Linked DNA regions of Homo sapiens: region 2 is linked to region 1. The links are chromatin contacts, found by Hi-C or POLR2A ChIA-PET in ENCODE. All regions are on one chromosome and are shown on one strand. Each heading gives the region's core, a stretch centred on a gene start or an enhancer-like site at or near the end of the contact. The rest is flanking DNA. Distances are from core to core; before and after follow the strand shown. Region 1 has its middle 20 kb from the start of LINC01819. Region 2 overlaps THADA (THADA armadillo repeat containing).

Region 1 (4,164 bases), core at 587-3,086:
AAGGAAATCTGAATAAAGTATGAACATAGTTTAATAATAATGTTAATCTTGTAGGGCTGATATCAATAGCAGTTTATTAATTGTGGCAAATGTACCGTACTAAATGTAAGATGATGATAATAGGGGAAATTGGGTGTGGAGAATATGGGAACTCTCTGTATTATCTTTGCCATTTTTCTTTAAAACTTTTCTAAAGTAAAAATTTTATATCGAAAATTGAAAGCCTTACATTGGTAATTATTCACAGCTTATGGCTAAGACAGGTGGAATTGGGAGAATGCCCTGGGAAGGTTTCAAGGAAGTACAAGGGAGGATTTGGGGAACTGCTCAGGGGTGAGAAATACAGCTTGGGAGACAGGGCGGAGGGGAAGCTCGGTGCACATCCCAGACTGAGGAGGTGTCAGAGGGAAAGGGTCCTTGGGACAGGGTGTCTTGGGACCCTTTCCTGCCTGGGAGGGCTTCTGGAGGAGGAGGTGAGTGGATGGGGAGTGACAGCCTGGCTCTTTGCTCTCCTACCTTATCCTGACCCACCTTGCCACATCTCTGGGGCCAGCCCTGCTCCTTATCTGGAGGCAACCCATCAGAGGAGTTAAAGGGTCAACTCTGGAATTGGAAAAGCTGGCCACTCACCAGCATGTGACCTTGGATAAGGCTTACACCCTCTCTGAGCCTCAGAGTACTCATCTACAAAGAGTGGTGAAAAATCTGTGTCAGAGGGTTCTTGCAAAGGTAAGTTGAGATAATGCCCATGAGGGCCAACACCTGGTACATGCTGGGGACTTGGTGAGTGTTACAGTCAATTTATCTTCCCTTTAGTCTACCTTTGAGCAAGATCAAACAGCCACTTTGCCCTCATACCTGGAATCCAGCCCTTCCTCTGGATCCCACGCCCCATGTGGCAGTTTTAAAACCTGGCCCCCAAATTCCAACACTCTTTCCATCTAGAGATCAGCAATTTTTTTTTTTTTTTTTTTTTTTTTTTTTTTGCTTTTTTATTTTGAGACGGAGTTTCGCTCTTGTTGCCCAGGCTAGAGTGTAATGGCGCGATCTCTGCTCACTGCAACCTCCACCTCCCGGGTTCAAGTGATTCTTCTGCCTCAGCCTCCCAAGTAGCTGGGATTACAGGCATGCACCACCACGCCAGGCTAATTTTTGTATTTTTAGTAGAGACGGGGTTTCTCCATGTTGGTCAGGCTGGTCTTGAACTCCCAACTTCAGGTGATTCGCCCGACTCAGCCTTCCAAAGTGCTGGGATCACAGGCGTGAACCACCACGCCCGGCCTAGAGGTCAATTTTATATCCCCTCCTGTTGAATCTGGAATATGTGACTGCTTCACATAATAGAATATGGCAAAAGTGATGCTGCTGCCAGCTCTGGGCCTAGGCTTTCAGAAACTGTCATCTTCTACTTCCTGTCTCTTGGGGTTTTCACTCTTGGAATCCAGCCACGGTACTGAGAGGGAGGGTGAGCAGCCTGTGGAGAGGCCCATGTGGAGAGGAACGGAGGCCCCAGCTCTCAGCCCTGGCTGAGCTCCCAGCCAGCAGCCAGTTCTCGCTGACTGCCTGAATCATCTTACAAGTGGGCCCTCAAGTCCGCAGATGAGCTGCCCTAGCTACCACCTTGCAGAGAAGAAACGAACCTTCCCACCATGCCCTGCCCAAACTGTAGATTCAGGAGCGAAATTAGTCATTGATGATATTTTAGGCCATTAAGTTTTGGAGTTACAAAGCCATAGTAACCTGAACATCTGCTAACTGGGTCCAGGACTGTTACTATTGCTCCACCTCCTCCTCTTCCTCCTCTCCGCCGTGTGCTTGAGTTGTGATGTGGGTTGTGGTGTGGTGGTTTAGTGGGTGGGCACCGAGCCACACTACCTGGGCTCAAATCCTGACTCTCACATATCAATTGTATGACTCTAAGGAAGCAACGTAGTCTCTCTGTGCCTCAGTTACCGTGTCTGTAAAATGGGGGTGAAAGTAGTACAGAATTGTTGGGAAGATTAAATGAACTAAGCAACATAAAGCACGTAGAAAAGCACCGGGCATGTGTACAATTATTCTGCCAAGCCAAGGCCCCAGCCCTCTTGGGTTCTGGGGTGCTGACTCCCTGGGGCCTCCATCATTTGAGATGATCCCTACCTGGCCATTTGAGGCCCCAGACTTCCCAGGTGCCACCAGCCTACCTCCCCGGACTATCACTCTTCCTGCTGGTGTCAGGCTTTGCCCATTAGGCCAGTCTTGCTCACTCCCATGACACTTCTGGCTCTGCCCCCTGGTCCTTCCCTGCACTGCTATAATTCTGACTTCCTTTTGGCTGGGCTGTTGGGGAAAAAGAGAGAGTGGTGAAGCGGAGGTGGACCCCCGCCATAGAGGGTGGTGCACTGGTGGGTGTGTTGGGGGAGCTTTAGTTCATAAACTTTACTGGGAAACAGAAGCCTTATCATCCACACATCTCTTGGGAAGACATTGATTTTCTTGCTGACATGAGTCCAGAGAGTAAGAAACACACTCACAATATGAGCAAGGCCTGCCGTGGAAAGCCAGAGAATTTTCACTAAATCTTTCTTAGGAATTGCAATGATAGCACGCAGCAGATTCCTGAGGAAGGTGGCGTTGCGTGTTAATTAGGTTTTGCCAGAGAAAAATGAACGTGCTCTAAGACACTTTCCCACGTATGTGTTCGTGCAGGTTGTGAGAACTCAGAAAAGCTTTGCATCCAGGCTGTGCCCAGGACTCAGATTTCACTAGCTCCAGGGGTTCTCTTTTGCAGTGAACACAGTGGCCTCCTCATTAGAGCTTTTCAAACCAGGGTGGGCACTGAGGAAGGGATTGAAAGTCCCCTGGGGCAGAGGGACCTTTGAAATGGGGAGCCACTGCCCCAGCCTGAGAAGCAGAGAACAGTGACCTGGGGGGGCGTCCATGGGGGTAGCCTGAGTTCCGGAGCTTGGTGGTCCCGCAGCGCTACTTAAAGGTCACTGCACCATCTCCAGTGATTCCCTGAGTCTGCCCTGCGGCTTCCAATTCCCCCAGTGGGCCTGGAAGAACGACCCACTTCATGCTGGGAAAGCCATGCTGATGCTGTTGACCTGCAGGAATAGAATTTGGAACCGTATCCCTCCCTCCATCCCCTCACAGGAGACAGAAAGCAGGGAGGATTGAGAGGATCTGGGCACGCGGGGGTTGCTCAGGAAGCAGGAGGGGGCTGGCTGCAGGGAGAGAGCAGCAGGAGTTCACCTGGGAGAGGAAGTATGTGAAGCAGGCTTGCCGCAGCACCACCTGGCCACCTGATCCCCCGGTGGAGTCTCAGGAATCCCATTTCTGGAGGTATTCAGGCCATGTTGAGTGTGTGGGGAGTGTGAGGCGGAGAGAGCCCTGAGTCAGAATCCACACCATGACACTCACTGTGGTGATGACAGCAGGCACATTCCGATAGGGACAATATTGATCAGTTCAGTAGTTCCTGACCTGTCTGGCTGCAGAGTTGAATCTCCTAGAGCCTTAAAAAGAAAACAAAAAACGATGCTGGACCCCACTGCAGGCTGATGGAATCCAGTGGGAGCCTGACGCTGCCCGGGTGACTGATGGCCAGGCAGGACCGAGGACCGCGGGATTGCACTCGGTAGAGGACCCCCTCCCCTAGTGCCTTCGGCCGTCCCCACAGCCGTGCTGAGGTGAGCAACCAGGCTGCTGGGTGGAGGGAAGGAGATGCCCAGCCCCCTTGGGGCAGGATGGAGTTGGATGCCTCTCCAGCTGCCACTGGCCCCTGGCAGGGCTCAGAGGATGCCCCTGCATTAAGTGAGGACTCGGGCTTTCTGTCTCCCAGGACCCTCACGTCCCTCAGCCTCTGCTGCCTTTGGGGCACCTCTGTGGCCAGGGTGGCTGGGTGGCCTCCGTGTGCTCCCCAGCCCTGATTCCACCAGCCCTGTCAGCCTGGCACAGCCTGGGTCCCCTGCCAGGTCTGGTGTGCAGCTGGCGTGAGGCCTAGAATCTGTCAGCGGCTTCATTGAGATGCTGCCCCATCTCTGCCCTAGTTCAGGGTTTCAGAGCCTTAAGGCACACATCCCAGTCTTTTCCTGCTCCCTCTGTCACCCTGGAAACAGGTCTCAGTTTCTGGCGGCCCAGGGTGGATGGTGGGGTTGTCCCCATAGGGCAGGGTAGGGCATG
Region 2 (4,305 bases), core at 139-2,638, 520 kb before region 1:
TCCTCATTTGGTAAGTGCATCTCCTTTTTAGAATTGTACTTTATTGAGAGTTAGGGTATGTTTAAAAAATAATTTTGGCTTGGTGCAGTGGCTCACACTTATAATCCCAACACTTTGGGAGGCCAGGGCAGGAGGGTCACTTGAGGCCAGGAGTTTGAGATTAGCCTGGGGAGTTTAGCTAGACCTTGTCTCTACAAAAAAAAAAAAAGAAAATTTGCTGGGTATGGTGGTGCACAGCTGTAGTCCCAGCTCTTTGAGAGGTTGAGGTAGGAGGATCGCTTGAGCCTAGGAGTTTAAGGCTGCAGTGAGATAAGATTGCACCAGTCTGGGCAACAGAGTGAGACCTTGTCTCTTAAAAAAAAAAAAAATTAAAAATATTTTTAAAGAAGTGAATTAAAATAATTTTTTTTTGCATTGTCTGGTTCCTTCTGATGACCTTTTTCTGTTATAATAAGAGACAATTCCAAAAATTCAGATAAAGCAACAATAACAAAAAGACAATAACAGTCACCTGTAAGTCCATCTCACAAAGATAATCACTATAAACATTTTTGATGTACATTCTTTTAGTTTCTTTTTAGTGCTGTTTGTTCAGTGTCATCTCTCATTAGTATCTTAAAAGATATTTTTAATGTTAAAATTATGCATATCAATGTATAGATATATACACAGTAATAACTTTTCTGATAAATGTATTCTTTATTGAGAATAACCCAAATCATGTGCTTTAGACAGGAAGCATGCTAGATAGAGTCAATTGTTCAGTAAATTTGCTTCTTACAGAAAGTATAATTTGATAATTTAGGCCACAATCCTTGTATTTTTTACTAGTAGATTTCTTTTTTTGCTTGCTATATTGTATGGAAACTTATTTTATCTTTTTACCTGACCTTAGAAAAATATATTATGAGATCACACAAAGTAATTATCTTTGGATAAGTCGAAGATGTTTATTTCTCAAATCACCTCTAAAAGCATTTGTTTAAAAAAAAAATACATACCAAAAAAAAAAAGCAGTTGTTAAGCTTATCCACCTGCAGGTGGCGATGTGTTGTGCTCTGCCAGTACATTCCAACCAGCAAAATCATTCTCGTACTTGATGTAATTTTTTTCCTTTAATACTAATACAATAATCATGACATTTGTGGGTATTTTATCTTTGGATTTAGTCATTTTTCCTAGGATTTTTCAGGGGAAAGAGATGTTTGGGTTTGTATTTTGAAATATCTCTGAAAAGTTTTAAAAGCTTTATGTGTGTTAGCTCTGCTATATTTTTCCAGATTAGCAGTGTGCTGCTTCGTTCAGTGGACTGCACCAGTGTCCCCGAGTGGTTTATGAGCAGCTGCAGGAGCCTCTGTTGTGGTGACATCTCTCAGTCAGCTGTCTTATTCCTCTGTCAGGGGACACTTGCCATGTTGGACTGGCAGAACGGAAGCATGGGTCGGAGTGGGGAGGCCCTGCTCTTGGATACTGCACATGTTTTGTTCACCTTGAGTTCACAGTGAGTTTTGATGCTATCGTCTCATATTTTGTTTCACTTGTAAGACATTTAGAAGATGCAGTCCAAAAGCTGGAGTGGCTTGTGCCTCTAATCCCAGCTACCCTCCCAGTAGGCTGAGGCAAGAGGATCACTTGAGGCCAGGAGTTCAAAACCAGCCTTGGTGACATAGTGAGACTGTGTCTGTACAAAACTTTTAAAACTTAGCTGGGTGTGGTGGCATGCGCCTGTAGTCTCAGCTACGTGGGAGGCTGAGGTGAGAACATTGCTTGAGCCCAGGAGGCCGAGGATGCAGTGAGATATGATTGTGCCACTGCACTCAAGCCTGGGCGACAGAGTGAGATCCTGTCTTAAAAAAATAAATAAATAAAATTATTGCTGCAGGTTAGCCTGTAAAGAACATTTCTAAAATTAATTTTTAACATTTTCAATGTTATCGTTTTTAAAAACTATAAAAATTTTTATATGTATAGTGTTTTAGAATTTATAAAGAACTTCAACATAGGTAATCTAATGTGATCCTCAAATGGCTACTATATAGGATAAGAAATCTAATTTGTTGAATGGGCAAAGGGAGGCTTAGAAAAGTAAATGCTTACCTGAGACCATATTGCTAATAAGAACCTGAAACAGCAATCTTAGAAGGTCTTCTGACTTCATGGGGCTGTATTTTGTATTTTTGTGGTGTTTTTGCCATAATGGCTGAAAGTGATCATGTATATGAAATGTCGAAACATATATACAGCTTGATAATACTGAACATATGAATAAAGGAGGAAAACTAAAATAATTTTTTACATATTTGAGCTATATTATGCAATTCATAAATTTGAAGTGTACAATTCAGTTTATTAGTTTATTCACAGAGTTGTACAACCACCAGCATTTCTAAAATTAATTTTTAATATTCTCTTTGCTATATTTTTTCTTTAAAAATTTTTTTCCTGAAATTTGTTTTTAGCATCATTTTTTAAAACTATAAAAGTTTCTACATGTGTAGTGCTTTAGAATTTATGAAGCACTTTAACATAGGTAATCTAAAGTGATCCTTATCAACATTTCTGAAATGAAGTTTTAACATCTTAAAAGTTAATTCAAACAACTTTAGAATATTTTTATCACAGAGAAGCCCCATTCCCCCAACCATCTCCAACACTTGGCTTTCCTTATCTTTTAAATTACATGTGTAGGCCGGGCATGGTGGCTCAAGCCTGTAATCCCAGGCTTGCAGATCTCAGGCAGGTGGATCACTTGAGGTCAGGAGTTCAAGACCAGCCTGGTCAACATGGTGAAACCCTGTCTCTACTAAAAATACAAAAAATTATCTAGGCATGGGGGCATGCGCCTGTAATCCCAGCTACTGAGGCGGCTGAGGCAGGAGAATCGCTTGAACCTGGGAGGCAGGGGTTGCAGTGAGCCGAGATCGCACCACTGCACTCCAGCCTGGGTGACAGCAAGACCCTGTCTCAAATAAATAAATAAATAAATAACTTGTGTAATCATCACAGTCAAGGTAGTGAATATTTCCATCATCCCCCAAATTTCCCTATGTCCCTTCCTGGACTATTATTATTTTTGAGACAAAGTCTCGCTTTGTCACCCAGGCTGGAGTGTAGTGGCATGAGCACAGCTCATTGCAGTCTCACTCCTGAGCTCAAGCAATCCTCCCACCTCAGCTTCCCAAGTAGCTGGGACTGTAGGTGTGTGTCACCACACCCAGCTAAATTTTTAAATTTTTTATAGAGATGGGGTTTCACTATATTGCCTAGGCTGATCTTGAACTGCTTTCTGGATTATTTTTTACAAGGTAAAAAGAATCATATACAAATTTGAGATCTGTTTTGGCTTTACTTGTAGTTTTTTGTTCTTGTAAATTTAATAATTGAAATTTGTGGTCATTCTGTGTATTTAATATTTTTAAAGTCTAAATTGTTATAAAATGAAATTTCTTTTACTAATCAGTTTACAATAATGGCTCATGGCTCATTTTTCTTCAGGATTAAAGAGCCAACGCTGGAAATGTTTCTGTCTAGAATCTTAGCATCCTGGACTAATTCAGCCATACAAGTCCTTGAATCAAGTTCCCCGAGCCTAACGGACAGCCTGAATGGGAATTCAAGTATAGTTGGGAGACTTTTGGAATATGTCTATACCCATTGGGAACATCCATTGGATGCTCTGAGACACCAAACCAAAATCATGTTCAAAAACCTTCTCCAAATGCACCGGCTCACTGTGGAAGGTGCAGATTTCGTCCCTGATCCTTTCTTTGTGGAATTGACTGAGAGTCTTTTACGATTGGAATGGCATATTAAAGGAAAGTACACGTGCCTTGGTTGTTTGGTAGAGTGCATAGGAGTTGAACATATTTTGGCTATAGATAAAACTATTCCATCTCAAATCTTAGAGGTGATGGGAGACCAGTCATTGGTACCTTATGCAAGTGACCTCTTGGAAACCATGTTTAGAAATCATAAGAGTCATTTGAAATCCCAGACTGCTGAGAGTTCTTGGATTGACCAGTGGCATGAGACTTGGGTTTCTCCTCTCCTTTTTATATTGTGTGAAGGAAACTTGGATCAAAAATCTTACGTGATTGATTATTACTTGCCAAAATTATTAAGTTACAGCCCTGAAAGCTTACAGTACATGGTAAAGATTCTTCAGACTTCTATTGATGCTAAAACTGGTAAGAAAAATGCATTTTTGTTTTAGTAGTTTCTAATTATGATGCTTAAATGTAGGTAGCTATGCAGATACTAATCATATTCAAATTTAAATATCACTTCTATAAATAGTAAAGGAAG

What was found. A loop is a pair of places that touch in the nucleus more often than their neighbours do. ChIA-PET counts read pairs that join two places held with the same protein, here RNA polymerase II (POLR2A). Pooled maps may share reads with other maps.
Region 2: a pooled map shows a loop between it and region 1 (1.9-fold over the local background). The contact joins two enhancer-like sites. A Hi-C loop is called at or near these places in 2 of 50 pooled maps. POLR2A ChIA-PET finds 5 or more read pairs at or near these places in 2 of 52 experiments (WTC11 and activated CD4-positive, alpha-beta T cell).

The regions. Positions count from the first base shown.
Region 1 is chr2:43,057,048-43,061,211 of GRCh38, reverse strand. No RefSeq gene overlaps it. Among named protein-coding and RNA genes, the nearest start is that of LINC01819, 20 kb to the right of the region's middle. Within about 2 kb of position 1,836, at least 15 of the 41 ENCODE cell types and tissues checked have a DNase peak (open chromatin) inside an H3K27ac peak, as active enhancers do.
Region 2 is chr2:43,574,218-43,578,522 of GRCh38, reverse strand. It overlaps THADA (THADA armadillo repeat containing), which reads left to right. Exons shown (of 38, transcript NM_022065.5): 9 at 1-10; 10 at 1,281-1,501; 11 at 3,496-4,187. Among named protein-coding and RNA genes, the nearest start is that of THADA, 20 kb to the left of the region's middle. Within about 2 kb of position 1,388, at least 2 of the 41 ENCODE cell types and tissues checked have a DNase peak (open chromatin) inside an H3K27ac peak, as active enhancers do.